Regions from separate parts of the Mus musculus genome. Here regions 1 and 3 are each linked to region 2. The links are chromatin contacts, found by Hi-C in ENCODE. All regions are on one chromosome and are shown on one strand. Each heading gives the region's core, a stretch centred on a gene start or an enhancer-like site at or near the end of the contact. The rest is flanking DNA. Distances are from core to core; before and after follow the strand shown.

Region 1 (4,396 bases), core at 1,497-3,996, 3.0 Mb before region 2:
TTAAAATACTCATAAATCCAATAAATTTCAATAATAAATTGGTCTTCTGCATCAAATTATCAGCATAAGCCACTCACTATTCTTTCCCTATTTTCCATACAGGAGATAAAACAGATTAGTAACTGTGTAGATGTTTTAGCATGTCATTTTAGAACCTACAACTACTTTAGTACATAGCACACTAGAGTCCAAAGAATATTTTGTTTAGAGTCAACAACCACCCCAGAGGGGAAATCTGGATGTCAGAACACTATGGAGTTATTCAAAGCTGTTCTCTAGTCTAAACTTTTCTTCACAGCACTCTTATCTGTTTAAACCTTTGAAATTCATGGAGCATGCTTAAGTCTCTAATTAAAGGCCTAGTACAAGCCACATCACTGAGGAGAGCCCATGCCTTCATTCCTTGGCACAAACTTTGGTGAACATGGGTCAGGATTCTAGAAAACTCCTACCCACCTTAGAGATGTAAGAACTTTAGCGATCCCAGCCTTTATCTGGACTCTTCAGAAGCAAAACAGATTGGTAGAAAGGAATATGTAAACCTAACTTGTAGTACAAAGTGGCAAATGATAAAATGTAACATTGCTGGAGATTTGTAACAATCTTACTAAAGGAGGAACCGGACTCTGCCTGGGCATTTGTGACTGACCGGGCCATTCCAAGGTCAACTCTTCCAAATGAATAAGACCCTATGATGCAATATATTTCTAAGTATCTAAGATACCACAGAAAAATAATATAGACTTCTCTGCCCTTAAGGAGTTAGTTATAAAAGTCCGGATAAAACAAATTTAGAATCTTCTGGGATCCTAATAAACTAACAAACCTTCTTATAGGATGCAGCCATGTTTCAGAATTTACGCAAAAGGCCATATGTGTAAATAAAGGGGTATCACTAGTTTATAAGAGTAAGACTCAGTGTAATGTAGAACTCAAATAGATGCTAAGTCTGGTGTGATCCAAACCTGCAATCCCATCATGAGTTCGAGGCCAGCCTGGGCTACATAAACTAAAATGAAGACAGACTTAAGCTTATTCTGGACAGCCTTGTTAAAAAAAAAAAATCAAGAAAATGAAAGGAGGCATCCCATTGAAAGAGGAAAATAAAACTGAATAAAGTGAAATTTTTAACTTACAATTTGCAGTAAATGGGGGGGGGGGCGGGGGGTGAGGAGGTCTGTACTTTATAAACAAATACTAAGTACACAGGACTGAACCAGCCTAGTTACATCAACATTTATTTCAACCACTTTCTAGCCAGGTCATGGGAGAAAGTTACTTAATTCTTTGCCTTCATCTTTACACCTGTGAGTAGGGCAGGAAAAAAAAAAGGCCTGTCAAGTCAATTAGCAAAGCATTCACAGCAGGGTTGCTTTGTCTCTGCCCTATTGGTCAAAACTTTAAGATCAAAGTAAAATTCCAACCCTTTAAGCACTGGCTTCCTCCTTCTTGGCTTTAATCCTCAAATACCTCCCTACTTCCAGTTACCTCTAGGATCTAGTGTCCTTTCTCCAAAATGAACACATTCCTAACTCTACATCTGCAAAGTCTTTCTTCACCATCTGCCAGAACCCACTTCTCTCCTTCAGTCATCAAGTGCTCGGTCTGTCCTTCACGCTTTGCTAACACTGCGATAGTTTTCTTGATCTCCCTTCTCACTAAAGTGTAGTTTCAGAAAGCTGGGACGAGTAATCTGTATTTCATCCTCACCCCTACCCATCAGCCCAGAAGGTACCTACGCCAGGCTGGGGAAAGCGACGCTGAATTAAACTGGATGTTTACAACTGGTGTGGCTGCAATTCCAGAAACTGCTTAATGTCAAGTAATTTGTCATTGCTTTCAGATCCCCAAAAGTCACGGCTGGAAAAGTATTTTTTAAAAAAAGATCAGACCAACACCATCCTTTCCAGAAAAGTTCCACGGGGCAGCCCCGGCACGAGTAGCCGGGACGGTCATTCTCTGCTTCGCGAGTTGAGCGTGCAGCAAGGGCAGCGGCGCTCCGGTCAGCGCGGTAGTTTGAAACGAGGGCAGCGGGCCGGCTCCGGCCGCCGCGCGGGGCTGGGCTCCGTGCTCCCGCCAACTTCCCGCAGGCCGCCGCCTCCCGCGTCCGCCGCAGCGACACCCTCCAGGGGCGGCGGCGCGCCGTGCTCGGCCCCGCGGGTGCTCCTGAGCGGCGCGGCTCGGGGCCTGGCCGCCGCCCGCTCCCCGGCCCCGAGGCCTCGCTCTCTCCCCGCGGGCCGCCGCCGCCGCTGCCGCCGGCGCGCCGCTCCCGGTCGCAGGCCGCCGCCCCTAGGGGAGCGGGGACGCTCGCCCAGCTCCGCGTGGCGCCGGGGGCGGAGCCGGCCCCGAGGGCCCCCGAGAGGACGGGGGCGGGTGGCCGTGGCCGCCTTCCTCGCCGCATCCCCGGCGCCCCTCTCCCGACCTTCCCCGGGGCCGGACCCGAGCCCGGGGCCGGGCGGCCGGCGCGACGCGGCACTTACCAACCCGCCTGGGACAACGCGGCGCCGGACACCTCGGCCATGGTTAGCTGTTCAGGCTCGGGGACGGCGGGGGTCTGAACTGAGGGTGGGGGACGGGCCTCCTACTGGAGACCCAGAAAAAAGAAAAAGAAGAAAGAGGGGGAAAAAAAGAAGAAAGAAAAGAAAAAGAAAAAAAAACTCCTCTGTTCGACTGTGCCACTGGGCATGCTCAGTGAGACGGGCGCTTCCGCGTGCGGGTTCCGCTCGCCGCGTTTTGTGAGCGGCCGCAGGGGCCGGCCCGGGCTGGGAGCGGCGAGCCGCCAAACGCGGCCTGGGCCGGGGATCGGACACGGCGCCGCGGGGGACGGCGCTAGGCTAGGCTGGTTGGCGCCGCTCCTGCTGCCGGGGACCGGGCTGCTTGGTCACTTTCTAAGTTGCACACACATGCGGGAGCCGCGCATCCCAGGGACTAGGCTGCCTCACGGGGCGGGACACGGACCCCCGCGGCCCGGGCGGCGGCGCATCGGGGATGATGCTACCACGGCCACGTTTGGGGCGGTGCAGCCCAGCCCATTCTGCACCCGAGCTGGCTGTTGTCACCAGGGCCCGCTCCATTCGCCCGGCCTTGCGGTCGGCCGAGGCTCAGAGACTGCGGCTCGCACCCCACTCTGGGTCCCCGCAGGCAGTTGGGTGAGCGCGACACCCTAACCCTGCACTTAAGGGAGTTGGCTTTGAAACTGGGCAACAGGGACAAGACTTTTTTTTCTTGTCACCCTCCTGCTGGGCGTAGCCCTAACCCAGCGTGGCCCAGCGACCTTGGCACCGGCACCTAACCGGGCTAGCACCGCCCTACGCCGTGCCCTTTGCCGCACGCGGGAGGACCGGGGTGCACGGCGTGTCCCCGACTGGGCACGCGCAGCGACGCCACCGAGCTGCGCCGGAACGCTCCTATCGTGATTGGGCAATCAGGAGTCACACAGCCCAATCAGAGAAGAGGTTTCTGGGTCGGGGCGGGCCTGTTGGTGCTCCTAAAAAGTTTACTCCAGAATCTGGGTCCTTCTCCTCCTGGGACGGTGGCGCGGAGGAGGAGAGTCGGGGGCAAGTTATTTCCCAGTGATTCTGCAGACTTACAGGCTATTTAAGAACTTATAGTCGATAAAATTTGCAGTGTAAATAAAGAAAACATCTAATAATAAAAAAATAACTTATATTCGGTCTGCAACCCGTCGCGGTGGCTGCTTCACCTTTACTGTCACCGTCACTGAGCCAGACTTCGGAGAGACTGCAAAATTGGCAGCTGCTCCTGAGACTTAAAAGCAACTTATTAGAGAAAGAAGGGTATTAAGCATCCAGAAGTTAACTGAAATCTCCATTTTCTCACTTTAGCTGTTCACAGTTCTAAAGTCACTATGCCTTCCTTGGGAAATATGCTATGATGTCTTTCTGAACACACATTTGCTCCTACGTATAATTAAATGTGTACAGCATGTTCAGAAACTGGAATAAATTTCTTTCCTAGTATTTGCAGTGGTAGAAAATGTTTTAAATCATCCATGAGCAGCAAGTGTGTTTATATGTACAAGCTGACCTGAACACAGAGGGGGAAAAAAATAAATAAAAGTAAATGGACAGCTCAGGTTAATTGCCAACTTTGTTATTAAATAGACCATAGCAAACATAACTTTTTTTTTTAAGATTTATTTATTTATTATATGTAAGTACACTGTAGTTGTCTTCAGATACACCAGAAGAGGGCATCAGATCTCATTACGGGTGGTTGTGAGCCACCATATGGTTGCTGGGATTTGAACTTCAGACCTTCAGAAGAGCAGTCGGGTGCTCTTACCCACTGAGCCATCTCACCAGCCCCAAACATAACTTTTTATTCGTGTAAATTAAGTGAAAGTTATAATGTCCCAGTAACCAGAACTATTGAA
Region 2 (4,349 bases), core at 1,832-4,331:
GTCCAGGGCAAAGAGGCCATGATCATCGCGGGTGAGCAGATAGGTGCGGAGCCCGTTCTCGCCAGCGTCTGGGTCGTGTGCGCTCGTGAGGGGGAAGCGGGTGCCGGGTGCCGCGTTCTCTGAGATGTCCATTTCTATCTGATCCGAGGGGAAAGAGGGAGCGTTGTCGTTGATGTCCTGGATCTCTACCTTGATCATGCAAATCTCCTTGTCGTTAGCGAAAACCTCTAGGGAGAGCTGGCACTTGGCATTGTGGCGGCATAAGGACTCACGGTCGATGCGCTGTTTGGTGTAGAGGAGCCCGCTGTCGGCGTCCACGTCCAGCAGATGCGGTGCGGAGTTCTCCAGCACCCGGTAACTGCCAGACTTGCTCCTCCCGCTGCCGCTGCCGCGCTCAGCCGGCGGAAGCCCGGGCTGCAGTCGGGCATCCTTGCCGATGTTGCCAATCACCGTGCCGGCCCCTTGCTCCTCTGGCACTGAGTAATTGAGGTTTTTGAGTGTCAGGGCAGGGGCCCACAAAAGGAAGCAGCAACAGATGGAAAGGTACATCCCAGACCGGTGGGGTGGGAACAGGAGCAGCCGGACTGGAGGTGCTAGCTGGTGGGTGCGCGCCAGTCTGGAACCGGGGCGGAGCGTACGAGCTCGGAGCGAGCCACAAGTCTGCGAGTCTTTCCTTCCCTCCGCACCCGGGCTGCGGCACCAGGCAGTCTCTCCTTATTCCGCTCAAGTTGCCCGAACCTGTTGATCTACAGCATTCGCACTGGGAGAGATGCAGCCGCGCAGCGAAGCTGCAGCAGCTCGGAGCCAGGCGGCGACTCCCTGCGGCTGAAGGCAAGCTAAAGGCTTTGTCTCTCCCGCCTGGACTTCGGGAGGTTCAAACTTGCGTGATGAGGCTGGCGATAAAAAGGAAATCGGAGTCTGGAAGAGATGATAATGAGCTGAAGAATTGCTTGGTTTTCCTCACTCCCGCTAGGCGCTGCAAAATCCACTCCCTCCGGCAGCCTACAGAATACTCTTCAAATCCGGTGGGGGAGGGCTTCGGGAGGTGTGTCTCCAGGCAGATCAGAAAGTGGAATCCTTTAGTTACTCTTATTCGGTGATGCGATTGATGGGAATGAATAGGGACGAAGAAAGAGTCACAGATACATATGTATATTTGAGGCTGCCCTGGCACACGGAGAAATGTCTGCTCGCTATGCAGGATGCTCGGCTTTCAGGCAGTGTATTGCTGCATTTAAAGATCTAATCTTGCCTTGCTGGTTTAGGCGGCGGCGGCAGCGGACTGCATCTCCGAGCCAAGTCTTTTTTTCTCTCTCCCTCTTCTTTTTCTCTCTTCTTTCCGAGCAGCCAGAGGGAGGGGAGGAAATGCAGAGGAAAAAAAAGTGTCCCGATTTGTAGTTTCCTCCCCCTACCAAGCTCCTCCCTCTCTTCCTCGGAGAGGGTTCTCCCCCAAAATCAAGAAAGCCACAGCCTGATCAGCATTTGCGCCGAGAGCCTATTGGGAGGAGAAAAATATAGAGATATATCTCCGCCTCTGTTCGTAGAACACTCTGGTGTGTCTCTATGCCAATCCGGGAGCCGCCACTACCATCCCATCCTCTTCCAGCAAGCAAAGACTTCTCTCCCTGCAGTTTAATTCCAGTTTGCTTTTCTTGCCAGGCGAAAGGAAATCAACAGGCAACTCATGGTTAGACGTGCAGATTTGAGGGGGGGGGGGAGGGGGGAGGGCAGACTAGAAAGGAGGAGGGAGCTACCCTCCCAGTCCTAGCACACACACACACACACACACACACACACACACACACACACTGCCCTGTCTCTCGCTAGAAGGGAAACAGTCTCTGCATTCACAGGGCTGGGCTGTCAAGTGGCTCTCTTTTCTTTCTATTCAGCACCTCCTTCCAGTGGCCCAGCCTCCTTTTCATCTAGAAAGGAAAACCTTGGCGAGGAACAAGAGTGGTGAATATTTGAAGAGAATAACAGTGTAGGCTTTTTCCCCCCTTATTATTATTATTATTTTAAATTGGAGGAGTAGAGTCGACGGAATACATCAAGGCTTGGCGTGATGCATTCTGCAGTCTGGCTCACACACGGTCTCTGGTCGACTTGGGAAAGGCAGAGAGGGTGAGGAGCTGCAGCCACCGCGGTTCTGCCAGGGCGCCCACCCGGGGAAACTACCTCCTCCACCTCCGAGGGGAGGTTAGGCACGGGTTGATCTACACATTATTTCCGCTTCTCCCAGCGCCTCGGTATACGGGAATGACACATCCAGAAATGCAGGTGTTCTCATCTGCGGGATGAGTCAGAAGCAGCGGAACGAATCGTATTCACTCTCCCCTCACGGTCCTCCCTTCGCAGTCCTTAGTTGAGGCTTCTTCTTAAGGCTTTCTCTGACCACTCAATAGGAAAAACAAAAACAAAAACAAAAAAAAAACAAACAACAACAACAAAAAAGCCGGAATCACGTCGGGGGTGGGGGAAGAAAAACGAGAAAAAGCGTGGGGGGAGGAAGGCAAAGCTGAATCCAGGAACACTTTTACTCTACCTCTTTCGGCCGGAGTCCGAGGCTCTGCAAAACAAGGCGTCTGCTTTGCTTACGAATATTTATTTGTTTTTTAAAAAAAACCTTTCCACTTGGTTAGGCGTGAGATGCCCCCAAATCTCTCAGTCTTAGGGGTGGGGGCACGTTTCCAGTAATGATTCACAGCTTAGCCCAGGATCATAGTTCAAGATTTTCCTCCCAACGGTCTCTGTTCACAAAGTCCAGCATCGGTGTGCATAGCTAATTGTGCAGTCTGTTGTGGAGGTTTTTTTTAAATTTTAATTCCTCCTTTTTTTTTTTTCTGTCACGAGTGGTCTCTTTCAGTCTAGTGCGGTGCCTGTCAGGATCACCCCAAAGCCTGAGAAAGACGTGCAGGTTTCAAACCGAATAAATCCATCTCCGCCAGCCAAGACGCGGAGGAAATGGAAGGTGAAAAATTCAATTCAACAGTTGGAGTACCGTCTCCGAGCCGCCCTCCTCCGCTGCGGCAGCCGCCGGGCTCGCAGTCCGGATTCTCTCCCCAGCGTCTCTTGCTGACTGACTCTATTCACCTCACGCCGCCGCTTAAACATTGATACTGATTCTCTGCCAGCCAATCGGCGTGGGGAGCCAGACCCTGCCTTCTCGGCCCACGCCCAATGGGAGGCGGAGAAACGGCAGGCGGGGGCGGGGCCAGCAGCCCCAGCTCTTTAGAGTCATTGACTAGCTTGAGTCCGACCGGAGAGCATCAAGGCCCGCAGAGCCCGCGCTAAGTCTCGGCGGCGGCGCCCAGGGCTGAGCCGTGGTAGCCCTGGTGTTTAGAGGGTGTCTTCCTCTAGAAAGAGAAAAGTTTGGCAGTGATTTGATTTCAACTGGGGATAGGATGTAAAGCCAGGCGTGGGGAATCACCGTATACTTTGCAGAGAGAGGCAGCTGCGGTCTTCCTGGTGCCTTCTAGTCCACACACCAACCCACGTCGTCAGCTTACACACAGACACACACAGACACACACACACACACACACACACACACAAACACTGGGCCAAGGGAGTTGCGGATTTTCTGACTCCTTGTGCACTCATCTGGAGGTGCGGAGTGGGTGCGTGCGCGCGCATGCGTGCGCGCGCCCGAGAGAGAGCGAGAGAGAGAGAGAGAGAGAGAGAGAGAGAGAGAGAGAGAGAGAGAGAGAGAGAGAGCGTGTGTGTGTGTGTGTGTGTGTGTGTGTGTGTGGTGTATGTACGCGTTTTCTCACGGTGGGATGTTTATTTCGGTGAACGCCAGGAAAGTGCAGTGTTAGAGATCTGTCTGTGCTAGCTAGCTCGGGAGCAAACACGCCGCAAGCAACTGTAATCAATATGTAACTTTCTTCATCCTCAGAGAAATCCCCGCTGTCCCCAGGCACCCATGCAAGGAAAGTCACTTGATTATGAAAGTGTTTCAGAAGAAAAGCAGACGCCGGTGGAGAGAGAGGCAGTGTCTCGAAGGAGGGAACAAGCCTCTCTTAAGACATGTTTTGCAGCTCCATGAAACTGAAATCTGGTTGAACAGTGTTTAGACTTCTACCTTTTAACCATCTCCTATCACAGCCCACATTCAAGGTAATCCAATGTCCCTTAATGTCCCTAGCTTTGGTGTCTAATTCACTTCTGTTCATCTTACTAAAATTCCAAATAGCAATTTGATATTTTTTTCAAATCAAATAGCATTGCTAATATGTATAAAGTCTCCTATTCATAGAAGCTGAACTTAGGCAAGAACTTATACCAGATTGAATGATGTTTGTTTAAATATTCTCTCTCTGTCTCTTTGTCTCTCTCTCTTCTTCCTC
Region 3 (3,988 bases), core at 253-2,752, 2.7 Mb before region 2:
GTGACAGAGCCAGGTACTTCTTCCGGTGACCTTGGTAATCTCTTGGAATCTGCCTTTAGTATATGCTCACTGAAGATGAAAATCTGTGTGACAATAATAAAAACTCACATTATAACAAGAAAAGGAGCAAACAGTACCTGCAAGACCAGAACTAAACCTAAACCTCTAAAAGCTGTAGATGAAACCTTAGGTTCATTTTCTGAATCCCTGTGCTAGTCTCTGTGGAATACCTAGAACTATTTCTTGTACCAAAATCAATAGTTTATGTTTACTTGTCTTGGCTTGAATCACCTCCATAGTCAGAAGGTCAATATCTTTAAGGATGCACTTGGGAGATTCCTGGATTTCTTTATTTGTTCCTTTTCCTTGTGTAGCCACACTGAGTTGATCTCCAGAATTTTCTCTTCATTACTAATGTCTTTATTTGGCATATTGGGGATAGGTGCTTGCTTGCCTTGAACCCAGGTTCTGACCCTTTCCTCTACTTTATATTTAGGATTGCCACCTGAACTTAAAAACCTGTAGAATGGCTGTTATAATTTTACATTTTGTTTTGTGTCAATACCTGTGAAACACATTAAACTGTGAATTGTTTGGACCCTATTCCTTTTAATTTTTGGTTGACCCTGAGTACGCATTTAGGCTTTGAGGCATGCTGTAAGTGCTGAACAATGTGAACTGGAGTTCCAGAAAAAGCCGCACCTGTAGTAAAAATTCTACGCGCTTAATTGACAGGTTAGAATTCCAATGATTGTAGAGACATGGAATGCTGCCAATCCAGAGCCAAGTAATCTTGGCTCACGTAATTGCCATTCATCGCTGCGTTAGATCTAACATACCTACGACTATCACGTGACGCCTTTTGCTCTTCCTTAAAAGTCCACTAACTTCCACCAACCTCAAACAAGACTGTGCATCTCGTAGCACCTGTAGGTCTGTCCTAATGTCTTTGAAATGACTTTCTTCCGTGCTTCAACCGATGTTCACACCACCTGGCTGCGGTCACTCATTTCTGGTTCTAGAATGAACTCTATTCTCTCTGAGACGACAGCAGTATTTTTATATAAACGGTAATCAAAAAATGGTAAACATCTCTTCTAAGAGGCATGGGCGCTGGCAAGTAGTAGAAGTATTTTTCCTAGACCCTGAGATCTCCAGAGACTACTCAAAGGGCTTATCAGTTGCTTTCGTATTCAGTGCTGCTGAAACAGTACTGAGAGAGGTTCCCTGCGGCTCAGATTTTTCAAGAACCTACTCTGAAAGTCCAAGGGAAGCCTTGTTAGAGACTCTCTTTAGCTCAACCTTCCTTCCAAACCCGTTCCTTACTATGTACCATCTGGCAAGCAGCCTGCATAGCCAGAGGGCGAGAAGCGCGATGGACAGGCCGAAGGGCCAATCAGGCCCAGGCTTTGGCATCCCCGGAAAAGGCGGGGCCCTTGCGTCACAGGTTCCGCGGCGCGGGATTGGCTGACCGGGCTGCTTGTGGTGGCGGGAGATTTCAGATAGATTGGCCCAGCCGTGTGCAGCGGTTAATGCGCAGTGGGCGTGGGACCGGGAAGTTGAGCCCGCGGAGCAAAGCCCCAGATCAGGTCGCGACCTAGACCCGGGAAGATGGAGAGGCACCGGGCGCGCGCTCTCGGCCGGGACAGCAAGTCGTCGCGGAGGAAGGGCTTGCAGTCCGCGCCGCCCGCTGGCCCCTACGAGCCCGGGGAGAAGCGACCCAAGTTGGTAAGTGTGGGCCAGAGCCACAACGTGCGGCGACTCCCGCGGCCTACAACTCCCTGTCCCCCAGGTGACATCCCCGGGAGCTGGGAGCTAGGTTTGTTTCAGAAGGCCTGAGCTGTTAATCCGCTTAGATCCCCAGTGACAAGGCGGGATTCGATTCCTTTCTGGGACGAATGCCCTGATGTCTGTGAAGCCTGGCAGTTCTTTGGGCGTATCTGAAAAACAGTTCAAATGGCTGTGTACTGACGTCATCAAGGCGGATTCTGCATTTTAAAAGAAAGTTAAAATTTACCCCATCCCTTTAGTAGAACAGTCAGTCAGACAGAAAGTGAACTTCTAGCTGATAGCCCTCCCTCCCCCGTCTAATATTTTAATTCAACAAGAACCTTTTAAGGTGGACGTATTTTTACAAGTTGAGGCAACTCGTTTTCAAACTTGGCGGGTTGTGTAGTCACTGCTAAAGAATGTCATGTTTAGCTTGGAAGGAGTCTTCAAGTATCTGAAACTCGTTAATCGGGTTGGCTTTGCGTTCTTAAAGCTTAAGGAAGAGCTATGATTAGCACCTGGTAAGCTTTTAGTTAGTGTCAGCTGGAAGGAAACTAGGTAATGAGGATGATTTCATTCAGATTGTCTGATTGTGTGGGTTGGTAGGTTTTGGTATTAGTCCAAGAGAATTGCAGAGTTAACACTGACTGTTAGTTTTCCTTAGAAGTATGGGGAAATTATTTTTATGTATTGATAGGAACAGGCTTTGCCCTTTCTTGTCAAATACAATTTCAGGAATTTATACCATGATTATATCCAAAATAATAGATTGTGGATCAATCGCTAAGTGTAATATTTACTTGTAATTGAATAAAGCTGAGAGCAGAGACATGTTGAGATAAGTGGGGGTTGATTATGCAGAATTGAGCATCAAAATAACACGAGGATAGGAGAGAGTTAACCTGGTCATGATAGATTCTGTCCACTCTGAGAGGGATCCATGAGATGCTGCCTCCTCCTCCTCCTCCTCTTCCTCCTCTTCTTCTTCTTTAAAGATTTATTTATTATTTTTATGTAAGTACACCGTAGCTGTCTTCAGACACACCGGGAGGGGGTGTCAGATGTCATTATGGATGGTTGTGAGCCACCAAGTGACTGGGATTTGAACTCAGGACCTTCGGAAGAGTAGTCCGTGCTCTTAACCGCTGTACCATCTCACCAGCCCCCATCTCCTCCTCCTCCTCCTCCTCCTCCTCCTCTTTCTTCTCCTCCTCTTTCTTCTCCTCCTCTTCCTCCTCCTCCTCCTCTTCCTCCTCCTCCTCCTCTTCCTCTTCTTCTTTTTCTTTCTTTCTTTTTTTTTTTTTTTTTTTTTTTTTGGCTTTTTGAGACAGGGTTTCTCTGTATAGCCCTGCCTGTTCTGGAACTCATTTTGTAGATCATGCTGGCCTCGAATTCAGAAATCCTCCTGCCTCTGCCTCCCTAGTGCTGGGATTAAAGGCGTGCGCCACCACGCCCGGCCCATCTCTTCTTTTTTATAATTGACTTTCTGGGTTAGTGCTCAGCACATGTCTTGGCTGCCACGGAAGTGTGATTTTCTGTAGTTTACAACATAGCGTTCTTGAATAAATATTTGATGTTACTGAAGGCTGATGATTGTGTTTTTTATTATTTCTCTGGTATGCCACAGTGCCCATACCATTTGCTAAAAGTCATGCTGAAATGAAGTCTAAAAGACAACATGCTGAAGTTCTAAGATGTTGAACTCTACAATGTTGAGTTCATGGGTGGGGCTTGATTTGAATCATGACTTCATAATTCATTTAGAAGTAATTTGGATTCTTGATGATCTCCACAGTTAGACTTTTACTTACATATTAATTTTATTATTGTAATTTTTAAATGTTTTGAGATTATAATATAATTACATCATTTTCCCTAGCCCCATTCCTCCCTTCAGCTCCTGCTGTGTGCCACCCCCTTTCTTAAATTTATGTCCTCTTTTTCTTTAGTTGTTGCTATGTATATATGTGTTTTTTTTTTTTTTTTCCCCCCGAGACAGGATTTCTCTGTATAGCCCTGGCTGTCCTGGAACTCACTCTGTAGACCAGGCTGGCCTTGAACTCAGAAATCCACCTGCCTCTGCCTCCTGAGTGCTGGGATTAAAGGCGTAAACCACCATGCCGGCATATGTGTATTTTTTTTTTTTTTCCTCGAGACAGGGTTTCTCTGTGTATCCCTGGCTGTCCTGGAACTCACTTTGTAGACCAGGCTGGCCTTG

Evidence for each region. A loop is a pair of places that touch in the nucleus more often than their neighbours do.
Region 1: a loop to region 2 is called in a map of heart, with 14 times the contacts of the local background. The contact joins the promoter of Tdrd3 here to the promoter of Pcdh17 in region 2. A Hi-C loop is called at or near these places in 7 of 37 maps with a recorded cell type or tissue (gastrocnemius, heart and left cerebral cortex).
Region 3: a map of T-helper 1 cell shows a loop between it and region 2 (5-fold over the local background). The contact joins the promoter of Diaph3 here to the promoter of Pcdh17 in region 2. A Hi-C loop is called at or near these places in 2 of 37 maps with a recorded cell type or tissue (T-helper 1 cell and left cerebral cortex).

The regions. Positions count from the first base shown.
Region 1 is chr14:87,414,933-87,419,328 of GRCm38, reverse strand. It overlaps Tdrd3 (tudor domain containing 3), which reads right to left and starts at 2,746. Exons shown (of 14, transcript NM_172605.3): 1 at 2,481-2,746. The coding sequence starts at 2,521.
Region 2 is chr14:84,442,295-84,446,643 of GRCm38, reverse strand. Pcdh17 (protocadherin 17) reads right to left here and starts at 3,081. Exons shown (of 4, transcript NM_001013753.2): 1 at 1-3,081. The coding sequence starts at 549. Gm32498 (predicted gene, 32498) reads left to right here and starts at 3,240. Exons shown (of 4, transcript NR_168882.1): 1 at 3,240-4,119.
Region 3 is chr14:87,138,738-87,142,725 of GRCm38, reverse strand. Diaph3 (diaphanous related formin 3) reads left to right here and starts at 1,502. Exons shown (of 28, transcript NM_019670.2): 1 at 1,502-1,728. The coding sequence starts at 1,612.